Regions from separate parts of the Homo sapiens genome. Here region 2 is linked to region 1. A link is an interaction called in ENCODE POLR2A ChIA-PET data of the cell type or tissue named here. Cell type or tissue: Caco-2. All regions are shown on one strand.

Region 1 (8,000 bases):
CTCCCCCTGTACCCCTACCCTGACAATTCCTATTCTTTTTCGTAAAGGAACTGTGGAAATCGAGGCTCAATCTGGTTTTTTTGCTGTTGTTGTTTTCCTATCCTGACTAAGCAGAGGATAGAGGCGGGCAAGGGAGAAAAGAGAAGAAGGAAGGGGTTGGGATCTTAGAAGCACCTGAGGTTACTGGGGGTGGATGAGCAAAAGATAAGGGAATTTATTTGCATTTTGAAAATAAAACAATACACATAACTGATAGGTAAAATAGCACACAAATAACCATTTGGGAAAGAAATTCTGACTGTTTCATACCATCCAGGAAATAGAAGAGATCTGTCCCTTGCAAAGGGACCTGAGGTAGACTATAGAGAGCCTTAGACCACCCTAGCTCACCCCTCACAGTACCATCCAATCACCAAGTCTCCCATCAATCAACCCACCAAACAACATATTTGTAGGGCACCTTTTATGTACAAGGTGTCAAAGACATGCAGAGATACAGAGACACAAACACACCTGGAGACAGTGGGAACATGAAAGGACCAGAGAAACAAAGAAATCCAAAGGGAGGCAAAATGCCCTCTGACGGACAACCCCCCCACCCCAGTTTCCTCACTACAGCTGTCCAGACAGGCAGAGTCCCAAGTTCCCGTGATGTCCCCAGTACTCTGCCAGGGGAGACTTACCTTGCTGCGGCCCCCGCCAGGAACCACCTCCTCCTGTGGCTCCTTACAGACAGCCCCAAAGCTCTGAGCTAGGCTGAAGGCCAGGATGGCTGTGAATAGCAGCATGATCCTCATGGTGCCTGGGAGAGCAAAGGGACAGGACTCAGGTAAAGGAGAGAAGAGGAAGATACAGCATGGGTGAAGACACAAGAGACATTCATTACCAGCAGCTTGGCTTGACCCTGCTTCCCCAGCCCCCAACTCCACTGTCCAAGCCCTGGTCTGGAGAGAGGGTGGAAAGTATTTCTGAGAAGGGGGTACAGCCCTTGGGCTTAGTTTCCCTGCTACCCCATCAGATATCTCCCCAGGAGATGTGCAATGCTATAGTGGTGCCAGGAGGACTCTAGCTCCCAAGAAAGATGATAGATTTGTAGGACATGGACTGGTCTGTTTCCTCAGTCAGCTGGAGGAGGGATCCTGGATGCTATTTTCCAGTACTAGATAATCCCAAGACTTAGGCAAAAACTTTCTGGTATGAAAGAATGAGTCTGTAGCCACAGGCTCCAAACACCAACCAGCTCTCGGCCCTACAGGTGCTTTGTGCTCACCTTCCCAGTCCCCTGCTCCCCTATCAGAGGCTGCCATCTGCTTTATTCCCTCCTGACGCTGGCTCCTGTCCCCTGGTGCCAGCTCTGGTCCATCCAGCATTCTCCCACTTGCCTACCTGTGGAGCAGCTCTGTGCCGGGGGCTGGGTGGTCTGGCAGGATCAAGGAACTGGCTAGGACCGCTGCCTGCTCCCCTCACACACTGGTGCTGCCGGTGCTCCTGCAAAGAGAGAAACCGAGTGGAGGGGATCTAGGAAGGCTGCAGTCACTCAGTCCCAGCTCCCTGATAAAGGCTCTGGGAGGGTCTAGGGGAGCTGAGGGGAGGGGCTGAGAGTCACCAATCCCAGGGTGGCTGGAGGGGAGGCGGGGAGGCTGTAGGGGGGAGGAGGATGCAGACAGTAGCCACACACCCAGACACACACATACCCCACAGACCCAGCAGTGAGACCATTTCCTAACAGCACCCGAGCTGGCTGCTGTGTATGGTTTGTGTACAGTTTGACACTGCTGGGGCTTAGAGGACAATACTCCAAAATGAAGGCCTCAATAGCCGCCTCAGAAGCAGAAGTTTTTCTCTGACCCTCTCTTGTCCTCTTGTCACTCGGTTCCATTCTCCCCCAAGACCAGCTATAAAAACCAGAACCCCTTTGCCCCAAAGCCAGCCATAAAACCTAAAATTACTCTATGTAAAAACTGGCCAAAAAAATTATCTGACCGGCCGAGTGCAGTGGCTCACGCTTGTAATCCCAGCACTTTGGGAGGCCGAGGCGGGCGGATCACGAGGTCAAGAGATCGAGACCATCCTGGCCAACATGGTGAAACGCTGTCTCTACTAAAAATACAAAAATTAGCTGGTCATGGTGGCGCGTGCCTGTAATCCTAGCTACTCGGGAGGCTGAGCCGAGATTGCACCACTGCACTCCAGCCTGGTGGCAGAGCAAGACTCCATCTAAAAAAAAAAAAAAATTCAGAAAAGATGACACTCACCCCTTTTTTGGGGTCTCCTACTTTCGTTGTGGAGTTTCACGAGTCATGGGCAGATTCTTCTCAGGTCTAAAGCTCTGCTCTCTTCTACACTACATTACCTAATCTCTTTGGTTTTTGAGGATGCCAAAAATAAATTACTTTGTATTATTTAAAAAACTAGACATATAGCTAGTCATATATAATAACTAGATAAAAAATACAGTTTTAGAGATGACTTATGACAGTTATTCACAACAAAGTATTACTACTATACAGGGCTACTTATTTCTTCGTGCATTTAAATTTTTAAAAACATGGTCTGGGGCACCTAAAGACAATGAAAGCACTCACCATTGAGGATGAAACTCCCATTAAAAATAGGCTAAGCACGCCAGGCATGGTGGCTCACGCCTGTAATCCCAGCACTTTGGGAGGCCGAGGCGGGCGGATCACTTGGGGTCAGAAGTTCGAGACCAGCCTGGCCAACATGTTGAAACCCCATCTCTACTAAAAATACAAAAAATTAGCTGAGCATAGTGGCTGGTGCCTGTAATCTCAGCTACTTGGGAGGCTGAGGCAGGAGAATCGCTTGAACCCACGAGACAGAGATTGCATTGAGCCGAGATCACGCCATTGCACTCCAGCCTGGGCAACAGAGCAAGACTCCACCTCAAAAAAAAAAAAAAAAAAAAGACTAAGCACAGAGTGGGCTAATCGGCACTGGGCTGCCTGCCAGCCTTGGGGGAGCATCTTTACAGTGGGGCACTCGATAAAAATGCCACACATCTCGTCCCATGACATTTCCCTCTTTTGGGGGGCCTAGGATTCAATATAAAAATGAGATCCTTGATTAGGGGGGTTCTGTATTCTGCCTTCCAGCTATGCCTGCTTTACCCATTTAAATATGAGGCCCTAAAACCTATGTTTTCTTCCCCCTTTTTATTAAAGGGCTCCACCCTAAAGGCAATAATCTAATTAAAAAACAAGCTAGTTAAAAAGCCCAAAATACAACTTCCTAAAAAAAAAAAAAAAAAAAAAAGGCCGGGCACAGTGGCTCACGCCTGTAATCCTAGCACTTTGGGAGGCCGAGGCAGGTGGATCACAAGGTCAGGAATTTGAGACCAGCCTGACCAACAAGGTGAAACCCTGTCTGTACTAAAAATACAAAAATTAGCTGGGCGTGGTGGCACACCCCTGTAATCCCAGCTACTCAGGAGGCTAAGGCAGGAGAATGGCTTGAACCCAGGGGGCGGAGGTTTCAGTGAGCCAAGGTCACGCCACTGCACTCCAGCCTGTTGACAGAGAGACTCCAGCTCAAAAAAAAAAAAAAAAAAAAAAAAAAAAATCTGACCTACGTTATTTGACTTAGGTCATAAAACCTCCATTCCAGAGAGGGTCCTGCCCCACACCAGAAGGAAGGAATGAGAGAGGCTAGGAGGAATCTCAACAGACAGGCCTTGCTGGGTTTCCCCACTCAGTCTGTTAACATTAGATCGTGCCCTTTCTGTCCAGTCATATTTCTACACAGCTGTCCATACTTTGTTAAACCTAAACATAAAAATAGACAATTTCCCCTATAGCTTCAAGGCTTCATTCTAAAGGCTCCCATTCGTATTTAATAAATTTGTATGCCTTTTTCCCTATTAATCTGCTTCATGTCAGTGATTTTCACTGAAACTTTAGGGGGCCAAGACCACAGTTTGGCATCACAAATAAGACCACCAAAGCTATTGTGCTTTTCTGGAAGCCACAGAGAAGGAAATACAGGAACCTGGCAAGCCAGCAGAGGAGTGAGAATTTCCTGCCAGACTCCCAGTTTTCCAGTTTTCCTCTCTCTGTGGACTCTGGATGAGTGGACAGTAAAAATCATTGTTTCCCTTTTCCTTTCCAAATGTAAGATTAATGAGAGAACAGGTTTTGTGTGTGACTAACCTTGGTATAGTGAGTCTGATATATTTTTTAGTACTTTGTGGTATAAGTATTCATAGTTTGACCCCATTCCCTTCAGAAATAGCTTTTGTTGTTGTTGTTGCCATTTTCCTTTCAGAAATAGCTTTTTTGTTGTTGCCGTTTTCCTTCGTTTTTGTCTTGTCTTTTGGTGTTCTGTCATAAGGAGGGGTACCCTAGGGTAGAACAGGCCTGCAACCCACTGTTTGAACTGGCCCTGCAAACTGGTCAGTTTCGTGGTTCTGGTTATGCTGACTTCTGTTATGACAAACTTTGCTGCCAGTCCCTGAAATAAAAACAGGGTGAGAGGTTTCCCTCTTGTCTCATGTCCTTGAGAGCATGACGTGACTAGATGGGGATATTCCCGCTTGGTCTCCACCATCCAAAGGATGTGATTTTTCAGGTAACATCACAGCCAGTATGAAAAGATTGGGAGCCCAACACATGTATTTTCAAACATTCCAAGCTCCTAGGGGAGTTTTGTCTTACAAGGTCTCATCCCTCCTGGGCTTCTGTTTTCTTTGACATAAAGAAAACTTTGGATTAAGTTGCTATTGGAATTAAATACCCCATTAAAAATTCTAATTGTCAATGGCCAAAAGATAAATCCTTTAGACTAAAATTCCTAAATTTAAAAAAATTACTTGTTCTAAAGAATTGATAGATCAAATTAAAAGGACACATAATAGTGTCACAGCTATCCTTAACAATTGTCTTGATTAAATTAAAGCACAAAAACCTGACCTAAAACAATTACACTCAAACTGCCACTTTGGATTCCATACAAAATTAACAATGGAGGCTGCTCCATTTTACAGTTTAATAATTAAAATTCCCACCGTGGCTTAGGGTTTCCTTCCTAATCAGAAATCAGTCCTTTTCGGCTTAATATTTATGTGACTTTTAAAATATCAGCATTTGTCCCAACTAAAATCTGGTAACAAGAGATTTAAGGTGAGTCGCAGTGGCTCACACCTGTAATCCTATCACTTGGGAGGCCGAGACAGGCAGATCACTTTAGCCCAGAAGTTGCCCGGACTTGAGACCAGCCTGGGTAACAGGGCGAAACCCCATCTCTACAAAAAGTTTTAAAGGAGGAGAGAGACAAATTTAAAAGAATTTTTGTTAAAGAGCTCCATGGTTAGAAGTCAGCTTAATTAAAAGCTAATATTCAAGCTATGTGTATATTTTTAAAGCCTTCTGTGTTTTCTCTTTAAATCCTATTTTAAAAAATTTTGTTCAGTAGACTAAAATCTTTTTTTTAAAATGTGTTTGATGTCTCTATTCACTTCCTTTCTTAAAAACTATCCTCCCATTTACTTTTACTCCACCCTATTCCTCCTTCCTCTTTGCCATCTTCAATACCACATTTTTAAAAAATCTAGAAAAGACTTCTAATGACTCAGACTCCTTAAAAAACTCAGAAAAGGCCAGGTGCAGTGGCTCATGCCTGTTATCCCAGCACTTTGGGAGGCCAAGGCGAGCGGATCACCTGAGGTTGGGAGTTCGAGATCAGCCTGGCCAGCATGGTGAAACTCGGTCTCTACTAAAAATACAAAAATTAGCTGGGCGTGGTGGCACACAGCTGTAATCCCCACTACTCAGGAGGTTGAGGTGGGAGAATCACTTGAAGCCGGGAGGCAGAGGTTGCAGTGAGCGGAGATCGTGCCACTGCACTCCAGCCTGGGCGACAGAGCGAGACTCTGGGTGACAGAGCAAGACTCCGTCTCAAAACAAAAACAACAACAAAAATTCCATTTGTAAAGGCATCTCCCTCTCTACACCCAAACCTCCAAAACCTTTTAGAATAGAAAAGACAATGGCTTAAAATTTAGATAACTTTACCTTTATTTAGATCTAAATTCTATGCCTTTGAAATATACATTTTCTACCTTATTTCATCTAAAAGTCATGTCTTAGAGATACAAGTTTAGAGTTGCCTAGTTAATAATTAAGACATAAAACAGATAATTTAAAAATTGATAGTCTGAAGTTGGGGAAAACTACCTAGAAACTGACAAATAAAAAATCTGGTCTGGCGTAGTGCCTCATGCCTGTAATTCCAACACTTTGGGAGGTCAAGTTAGGAAAATTTCTTGAGCCCAGGAGTTCAAGACCAGCCTGGGCAAGATGGTAAAACTCCCCATATCTACAAAAAATACACGAATTAGCCAGGCATGGTGGCACGCGCCTGTAGTCCCAGCTAGCCAGTCAGGTAGAAGGATTGCTTGAGCCTTGGAGGTCAAGGCTGCAGTGAGCTGTGATGGCACCACTGCACTCCAGCCTAGATGACAGAAGGAGAACCTGTCTCATTAAAAAAAAAAAAAAAAAAAAAAGTATAAATCTATAAGCTCTACTTCTGTTTATGTGTCTATATATTTATATGTGCCTGTGTATGTAATGTTCCATTATCAAAATATATAAAAGAGCTCTAATTAATTCAGTTAAAAAAATGCTTAAATCAAATATTTTATTAAAAAATAAAAACTTTAACTCAAATGTCTGTTTAATTCACATTACTTTGTAAACCAAAAGTAAAATCCTAAAGCTCCCTAACCATCCGAATGGACCACTCCTCACAGCCAAGGGTGTTCTAAAATTAACCTGAAAACTAGGTCAGGCCATGATGGGAAGGGGGAACCAGACCCTCCTCCCTTCTGGAATTAATGATAGAACAGACGTAGTCTGATAAGAAACATACATTCATTTATTCATATATTTTTATTTATTTATTTTTTGAGACAAAAATGCCTCTTACTAAATAACTGATTACTCATATCATATAGAGGCCTGGCTTTGGTGGAAGCCCATCTGCAACACACTGCCTAAAATTAGACACAACTAATAACTATTTAACTAGACTGGCCTATTCTCAGGACTAAGAGACTAGTTCCATGGCTTATAAGACAATTCACCAACTCAATTTCTGGACTATAAAATTTCTTTAAAATTTTTCACACCGAGGAATGCTGGGGCTCAGAAGACAATACCCTAAAATGAAGGCCTCAGTAGCAGCCTCAGAAGCAGAAGTTTTTCTCTGACCCTCTCCTGTCCTCCTGTTGCTGGGTCCCATTCTCCCCCAAGGCCAGCTATAAAAACCAGGACCTCTTTTCCCCAAAGCCAGCCATAAAACCTAAAATTACTGTATGTAAAAACTGGCCATAAAAAATTATCTGACCTACCTTATTTAACTTAGGTCCTAAGATCTCCCCATTCCAGAGAGGGTCCTGCCCCATACCCAGAAGGAAGGAATGAGAGAGGCCAGGAGGAATCTCAACAGGCCTTCCTGGGTTTCCCCACTCAGTCTGTTAACATTAGAGCATGCCCTTCTGTCCAGTCATATTTCTACACAGCTGTCCATACTTTGTAAAACATAAACATAAAATTGGCGATTTCAGGCTGGGGGCGGTGGCTCATGCCTATAATCCCAGCACTCTGGGAGGCCAAGGCGGGCGGATCACAAGGTCAGGAGTTCCAGACCAGCCTGGCCAGCATGGTGAAACCCTGTCTCTACTAAAAAATACAAAAAATTAGCCGGGCATGGTGGTGCGTGCCTGTAGTCACAGCTGCTCAGGAGGATGAGGCAGGAGAATTGCTTGAACCCAGCAGGCGGAGGTTGCAGTGAGCCGAGATCATGCCACTGCACTCTAGCCTGGCAGACACAGTGAGACTCCATCTCCAAAAAAAATAAATAAATAACTGGCAATTTCCCCTATATCTTTGGGTCTTCATTCTAAAGGTGCTCATATATACATATTAAATAAATTTATCTACCTTTTCTCCTATAAATCAATTACTCTCATGTCAGTGATTTTCAGC
Region 2 (8,000 bases), 79 kb after region 1:
GATTTGGCTACCAAAAAACTTGGGGGGCCATGGTAGAGTGGCCTGGGAGGGGCCTGGGAGGGGGCCAGGGATGAGTGGGGGTGGCAGAGCTTGGGAAGGGGGGAGGGGAGAGGTCAGAGCCAAACCACCCCCGCAGCTCCTGACAGAACCAGAAATTCCAGCGCAACCGAGGAGGCGGGAGAGAAAGAGAGAGAGACAGACAGAGACAGAGCTACGCACAGCCAGGGAGGGGAGGGGGCTCACACACATGGGAATGGAACCCCCCATACACATGCAGTGGGCAGGAGGCAGTAATTCAATAAACCTAAACTGAGCCCATCTTCACAGCTTTCTTTGCCCCTGCTTCTGTTCCCAACCACCTCTGTCTGCAGCCAGTCACCCTGCAGTCTCCTAACTGCCCCCTTTTCCCTGCAGAGTTCGAGGAAGGGCTGCTGGACAGATGTCCTGCCCCAGGACCCCATCCCGCGCTGGTGGAGGGTCGCAGGAGCAGCGTGAAAGTGGAGGCTGAGGCCAGCCGGCAGTGAGGGTTGGACTGGTGTCTTCAGACCCAGGACCTCAGACTTCTGGCTCACACAGACCCCCACGCTCTCCATCCCCGGAATCTAGTCACAACCCTGGATCCTTCCTCTGCCCTTCTCCTGCCTCCCCACCTGCTCCATGGGCATAAGACTGTGGGGCTTCAAGCAATAACAAGCAGAGGCCTGGAGAGAGGACACAAGGAGGGTGCGTGGTGCCCTCACCCCTGCCCAGAGCGAGGGGGCAAGGACTCTGCCTCCAGGGCATCTGGGGTTTTCCCCTCCCTCACACAACACACTCCCATTCTCTTTAGGTTTGCACCAGTGGTGTGAGCAGTTGGACTCAGTTTGGACAAGGGGGAAAGGGGGACTTCCCTGGGAAGGTCCAGCTAAAAGTGGCAACATTTGCCCCCAGAATTGGGGGCCTGGGAACACTGGACCTGCTCCTTCTCCCCTCTCCTTCCCCGTTTTTGTGCTTCTGGTTTGTTTCTTTAATTAATTTAACAAGTGCTGCAGTTTGCCCTCCCATTCCCATCTATCCCCCAAGTCCTTTGCAATTTCTTCCCTGCCCTACATAGGGGCGGTGGGTGTGGGATCCCTTCACTGGCCCCCTCGGGAGGCCTGGGTTGGACTCAGGGTCTCCTCCAGCTGGGGGCTGGACCGCAGCACCTATCTGAGCAGTTAGAGCGTCTTTCTTTTCAGATTGTGTACAGTAGATTATTTATTTTGTTATTTTGGAATAAAATTTATTTTATGGCTTAGGATCTATGACCCCTGCCTTGAGAGGGAGAATGGGATAGGGGAGTGAAGGGAAGCTGGCGGTGGATGGGGCAACAGAAAAGATGCAGCAGGCAGGGCCCTCTCATACACTGGAGGGCCACATGGCCAGGCCTGGACCCAGACTCTCACCCTGGCTCCCAGGCAGCATTGGAGGTGTGGAGCCATACGTAGATGTCACAGCCACTTGGACCCACTTGGGCACAGTCAGACTCCAAATTCAGAGTATTTGGGGGTTAGCATATGTCAGAGAGGCCAGCACACTTGCTGCTGTCTTCTGTGCAGTGTCTCACCCTCCCAAATTTGTGTTGTCACGTAGGCAAAAGCAGATAGACACATGTTCTATGTGGTCATGCAACTAAGGTGCCAGCTATACATTTAACATATCCTAGGTACATACACGTTCACACAGCTATACACGAAGAATCTCAGCCCTTGTACTTTTGCATAGTCTCATACACGTATCAGAAGCCTCCACCTGGCTAACAGGAATTTGGGGCTTTGGGAGATTTTTTAATCAGGGCAAAACCTGTACTAGTAACCACATGTCCAGACCCCTCCTATGCTCCCACCCAGGGTCCCTTGAGCTGCTTCCCATTCCCCTAGGGCTGAGACCCAATATCCTCTATCCCTGGCCTCTAGTGTAAATGTGTCTGTATGTTCCTGCCTATCCGTCCTAGGCCCTGGGTCAGAATGGGCGGAGAAGCCTTCCATGCCCTAACCTGTGCTCTTACCCAGCCCCCCTCCTGCTCAGCCCCATCACCCTCAGAGAGCTCTGTATGTGTGTGTGCGTGCGTGTGCGCGCTGCAGGTGCAGGCATGTTGGGGTGTGTCTCAGAGCCTGAACTTCCCTTCCAGTCAGTGCTGGAAGGAGGTGGGCAGGGGAATGATAGAAAGGAAGGAGTGGATTGGCTCCACCCACTGTGCATTCTCCTGTTAGTCTTTTCCTCCTGACCCAGGAGTAGGTGGGGATAGGAGGGCACCCTCCCCATCTGCTGCTTGGCAGGGCATGAGCAAGTGTCCAGAGCAGGTCTGTGGGGGTAGTAGAAGAGCTGTCTCTTTGGGTTCTCCCTCCAGCTGGGATCACCAACTGGGGTTGGCCCTTAGGTCCATGTGGGACATTGAGATCCCAGATTGCCCATAGTGGGAGGGCTGCAGGAGGGGCTGTGCCCCCAAGGACCCTCCCCCCGACTCCCCTTGCCCCTCCAGGAGAAGCTTAGTGAGGTCCTGTTCAGTGGGAGGCAGCAGAGGAGGGAATATGTCTTCACCAATCCTGCAAGGAGATGGGAGAAGCAGTGGAGTAGGCATGGCGCCCACTCCCCTAGATGCCACCCAGCCTCCACTCCCAAGCTGCCACTCACCAAGTGCCCTGAGGAAACGCTGTCACTGGCTGGCTCAGGCAGCTGTCTTCCACCATGGTCACATCTGAGCAGAGCAGGGGGTCAGGGCTGGACACAGCATGCTCCTGAGGCTGGCACGGCAGCAGGCCCCTGCCAGGAACCAGCAATGGAAATAAGGAGAGCGGGGCAAGGCCAGGAAAGAAGAGGCACATGGGGTCAGGAGGGGCTTTGTCACTCACTGGGGGTGAGGCTGGTCAAAGGGCAGGCTCATCTGGCCCAGGCTGGGGGGCATCTGCAGGTGAGGCCTGGAAGTAGGGAGAGCACAGTTAGAGGAAGGCAGGCTAGGCAAATGCAGAGTGGTGCAAAGTCAGGACCACTGAGTGAGGAAACAAGCTCCAGCTCCTTATCCTGACTTAGTCATGGCCTGGGCAAGCTATTTCTATGCTCTGAGCTCAGTCTTCTCATCTGTAAAATGTGCGTGTTATGGGGGTGGATTAGCCAATTTCTAATGTTTCTTTGGACTCTGAACTTTGGTAGTTCTTAAGTCCCCAAGTCCTCACTCCCGCCTCACCTTCTGGGAAGGGAGATGTTGTGTCTTGACTAAGTTAATAAGCACCCGAGTGTCATACTTCGGGAAGAAAAATGTCTAGGCCATTTCAAGGCCAAAACAGATGAGTAAACAAAAACCAATACAGCAGAGAAGTGACAGTGGCTCTCAGGGGCAGGACAGAAAATAATAATAACAGTCATGCACCACATTAACGACATTTCTGTCAACTACAGACCACAGTGGTCCCATAAGATTATAATCAAGGCCAGGCAGAGTGACTCACGCCTGTAATCCTAACGCTTTGGGAGGCCGAGGTGGGAGGATCACTTAAGCCCAGGAGTTTGAGACCAGCTTGGGCAGTAAGTGAGACCTTGTCTGCAGAAAAATCTTAAAAAAGAATTAGCCGAGTGTCGTGGTGCACTACAGCAGGAGGATTGCTCGAGCCCAAGAGGCGGAGGTTGCAGGGAGCTAAGATCGCACCACTGCACTCCAGTGAGTGAGACCCTGTCTCAAAAAAAAAAAATTATAATCAAGCTGAAAATTCCTATCACACAAATATTTACCATTATGTTACTATTTCCTTATACTATTCAGAACAGTATCATGCTGCTCGGGTTTAAAGCTAGGATCAATAGGCTACACAATATAGCCTCAGTGTATAGTAGTCTATACCATCTAGGTTTGTGTAATTATACTCAATGGTATTCGCATAATTATGAAACTGCCAAAGACAGAAAATGCTCCTTCATTAAGTGATCCACGACTGGACTTACACAGCTTTTGCTATGAGCCATGCACTATGCTCAGCTTTTTAAGTGTTATGAACTCATTTAATCTCCACAATAATGCAGTGAGGTAGGTTATTATTATTAGCATTATTATCCCCCATTGTGCAGATAAGGCACCAAAGGCTAAGTAATTTGCCCCAAACCAGTAAGTGGTGGAGCTAGAATTCAAACCTAGGCAGTCCAGATCTTAACTACTACCCCCTCATTAGAGTGGACAGAAGAGAAGAAGACAGGCTGTTAGCATTTGCTGCTCCTTTCTCACAGAAGAGCCTCTTCTAACAATTCAAATGCCCACCCCCTTAGAGTGGGATGGTATCCCCATGAGGTTTTTCACTTACTCCTGGAAGGCTGACAACACGTTGACTGATTCTTCTGGGGAGAGGCCTTGATACGGGGGGATGGAGTGAGAGTGTGGTGGGTACACCTGGGGCCTGGGGAAAGAAAACAGACCCCCTGATGCCAGCCCTTCTCCTGGACACCACCACACCCTGCTTTTGAACAGGTGTCCCTCTCATGGAAAGGAAGATTCCCTGTTCAGCCCCCAGTGCCAGCTCTCCCAGCTGCCCATGCTAAGATTAGCCCATCTGCACAGACCACTCCCATTCCTGTCTTTCCAGCTCCTTACACCATATCTGGGCCAAGCTGCATGCTCATGGAGGAATCAGGGGCCATTCCAAGGTCATAAGAAGGCACCATGGTAGGCATCTGGAGCTCTGGGGTAGGAAGTGGTTGGTCCCTGGAGGAGGGAAGGAGGTACATGTGACTGACCAAGGGTTGATGCCACCCCTCCTTCCTGCAGATAAGCACTAAGCCCCTGACCTACCCACTGTCCATACCACCACACTCACCTTTCCACGGTCATCTTGATGGTAGCTGGGACATAACCCCTGCCATCCTTACCCATCTGTTCAGCTGTTGTGAGAAGGAAAAGACAGCCATGGAGTGCTCTGGGGTTAGGGAGGAAGGGAGGTGGAAAAGGTGGGCATGGATCATGGGGAAGTAAGAGAAGCACAGCTATGAAATAGGGAGTGACATCAGGATGACACGCGGGCAGGGAGAGGAGGGCAGCGGGGAGCAGGGAGGAAGTGGGTGACAGGAAGGAATCAGAGCTGCCAGTTCCAGCTCACGCTTGTAGTGGCTCCGGAAAGCCTCATCCTTGGGCTTCTTGGGATAGAGATTTTTGAGCTGAGCAAGATCCCGGATTCGGTCCCCCAGTGAGCGAATGGACAGGTCTTTGGCAGAGAATGGCTGGATGTTCTCTATCTGTGGAGAGCCTATGGTAGGAAGGAGACCCTGAGATCCCTCTGTCCGGACTTTCTTCCCCTTCCCCAACCCCTACCATAAGACCTGTTCTCACTCCACCAAGGCAAGGGAGAGAGGACCTAGGGTGGGGCTCCTGAGGGAGAGAGACCCACTAGTCTCCGTTCCCACAGAGCTCACAGTGAGAAGGTGAACATTTAGACCACAGAAGGAAGAAGAGAAGCTGGAAGAACTTCCTGAAGATCAGGATCGGCATCAGGAAGGTCAGGACATTTCATTCCCAGAAGAAACCCCAGAGGGCACAGGCACAGAGACAGAGGACTGGCTGGGGTGGCCTCACCATCCTGGCCCCGGATGACATGGGCAATGGTGATGCCCCCAATCTCTGAGTCGCTGAAGCGGAGGAGAAAGGTTCCGTCGGGCTCATTGAGAAGAAGGCTAGTAACGTACTGTTTGCTGATGAAGCCAATGATCAGCCTGGCCGGGATGAAGGAGAGGATGGGGCATGGGCAGTGAGTATGGAGGTGACTGGTGTATGGCTGCTCAGACTACCCAGGGTGGGGACTCACCGGTCAGACCAGTAGCTCCGGAGACAGCGTTTGGTGAGGTCCAGGACACCATCAAACCACTGCCAAAAGGTGAAGCCACGGCCCAGCAGGATCTCCTAGGGGGAGAGGGGGAAAGGTGTGAGCCGAGGGAGGGCCAGAGCTGGAGCCTGTTTAGGGCAGGCAGTGAGCTGTGAGTGCCCTCACGACAGAATCACAGGGCTGAGGATCAGACCGAACCTGAGACTCCATCAATGACAACGACCAATCCTAATGCTTACACGTGCCAGCCACTATTTCAAGCCTTTCCATATATTTATTTGCTCTTTACCAGGCTATGGAAGTAGGGATTATAATAATTCCATCTTACAGATGAAGAAATGGAAGTCCAAAAACGTCGAATGACTTGCCCAGGTCTACATAGCTGGTAAGAGGCAGAGCTAGGATTTAAACCCAGGCATTCTGGCCCTGGAGCCCCTCTTAACTACTATGCTACACCCTCTCCCTAAGGAGGTGTGGCAGAGGTGACGCCCAAAGGAAGGTAACCTGCTGGGTGTGACTGTCTTGCTCCCTTTAGCTAACACACCCTCTGGTCACATGAGCATTTCTTTCTTCTCTTTAAAGATTCTGTCTCACACAAAAGAAAGAAAAAGAGAGAAAGAGAAAGAGAAAGAAAGAAAGAAAGAAAGAAAGAAAGAAAGAAAGAAAGAAAGAAAGAAAGAAAGAAAGAGAAAGAAAGAAAGAAAGAAAGAAAGAAAGAAAGAAAGAAAGAAAGAAAAGAAAAAAAAACCAAAACATAAAATAACATAATATAACATAAAATAAAAGAGCAAGAGTCAGAAATATGTGGTTCTCTCCTAGCCATGGCACTCACCTGCTTTGGGAACTTGAACAAACTACATAACCCTCTGAGCATCAGATTCCTCATCTGTAAAATGGGGATAATAATAGTATCTACCTCAAAGAGATGTTGGGAGGATTAAGTGAGATAACATACATAAGGTGTTAAGCACAGCGCCTGGCATATAAGCTGTCAACACGTGGTAGCTGGTATTACTGCACATGTCCCTGTGGGATTTTGTTCAGTTTTTGCAACAGGAATTCTTTTTCTTTCTTTCTTTCTTTCTTTTTTTTTTTAGACAGAATCTCATTCTGTTGGCAGGCTGGAGTGCAGTGGCACAATCTTGGCTCGCTGCAACCTCTGCCTCCCAGGTTCAAGTGATTCTCCTGCCTCAGCCTCCCGAGTAGTTGGGACTACAGGCATGCGCCACCATGCCCAGGTAATTTTTGTATTTTTAGTAGAGACGGGGTTTCACCATGTTGGTCAGGATGGTCTCGATCTCTTGACCTTGTGATCCGCCCGCCTCAGCCTCCCAAAGTGCTGGGATTACAGGTGTGAGCCACCACACCTAGCCTTTTTTTTTTTTTTTTTTGATACAGAGTCTTGCCCAGGCTGGAGTGCAATGGTTTCATCTTCCCTGCAGCCTCTACCTCCTGGGTTCACCTCCTGCCTCAGCCGAGTAGCTGGGATTACAGACGCAAACGACCACTCCTGGCTATTTTTTTGTTTTTAGTAGAGACGGGGTTTTGCCATGTTGGCCAGGCTGGTCTCGAACTCCTGACCTCAGGTGATCTATCCGTCTCGGCCTCCCAAAGTGCTGGGATTACAGGCATGAACCACCATGCCTGGCCTTTTTTTTTTTTTTTTTTTGAGACAGAGTCTTGCTCTGTCACCCAGGCTTGAGTGCAGTGGTATGATCTCAGCTCACTGCAACCTCCACCTCCTGGGTTCAAGCAATTCTCCTGCGTCAGCCTCCCATGTAGCTGGGATTACAGGCATGTGCCACCGCAACTGGCTAATTTTTGTATTTTTAGTAGAGATGGAGTTTCACCATGTTGGCCAGGCTGGTCTCAAACTCCTGACCTCAGGTGATCCACCCACCCCGGCATGTCAAAGACTGGGATTACAGGCATGAGCCGCTGTGCCCGGCCAGGAACTATTTTTCCAACAGGTCAAAGTCACTTTGAATCAGAGCTCTGTTTACACACAACCTGGGTGAGTCATGCAAGTCACTGGTAAAGAGGAAGGACAGATGGCCCCCAGACCAAAACCTCAGGGATGTCAGAGAACGCATCTCCAGAGCCAACCCCCAGGCCTGGGGTTTTTCCTCCCTGGTCCATGACAGGCCTTCCTAAAGGACCTGAGGGGGCACTGTGGAGAATCCA

The links. ChIA-PET counts read pairs that join two places held together with the same protein. Peaks named below come from ENCODE experiments on the same cell type or tissue, not always from the same donor. Only the 100,000 strongest peaks of a DNase experiment are listed, where the experiment ranks them.
Region 2: POLR2A ChIA-PET joins it to region 1 with 11 read pairs; 8 of 35 experiments call an interaction of 5 or more read pairs at or near these places.

Annotation. Positions count from the first base shown.
Region 1 is chr12:57,015,001-57,023,000 of GRCh38, forward strand. It overlaps TAC3 (tachykinin precursor 3), which reads right to left and starts at 1,529. Exons shown (of 7, transcript NM_013251.4): 1 at 1,387-1,529; 2 at 684-802. The coding sequence starts at 797. In Caco-2, no CTCF peak of the experiment used is centred here; DNase peaks (open chromatin) are centred at 1,625 and 3,631.
Region 2 is chr12:57,094,198-57,102,197 of GRCh38, forward strand. NAB2 (NGFI-A binding protein 2) reads left to right here. Exons shown (of 7, transcript NM_005967.4): 7 at 415-1,279. The coding sequence ends at 524. It overlaps STAT6 (signal transducer and activator of transcription 6), which reads right to left. Exons shown (of 22, transcript NM_003153.5): 14 at 5,799-5,893; 15 at 5,570-5,706; 16 at 5,097-5,243; 17 at 4,818-4,881; 18 at 4,595-4,705; 19 at 4,308-4,400; 20 at 2,871-2,936; 21 at 2,653-2,781; 22 at 1,211-2,564. The coding sequence ends at 2,375. Among named protein-coding and RNA genes, the nearest start is that of NAB2, 9.1 kb to the left of the region's middle. RefSeq lists enhancers at 1-2, 1-43, 535-1,065, 1,610-2,446, 2,124-2,243 and 2 more and a silencer at 39-108. In Caco-2, no CTCF peak of the experiment used is centred here; a DNase peak (open chromatin) is centred at 7,844.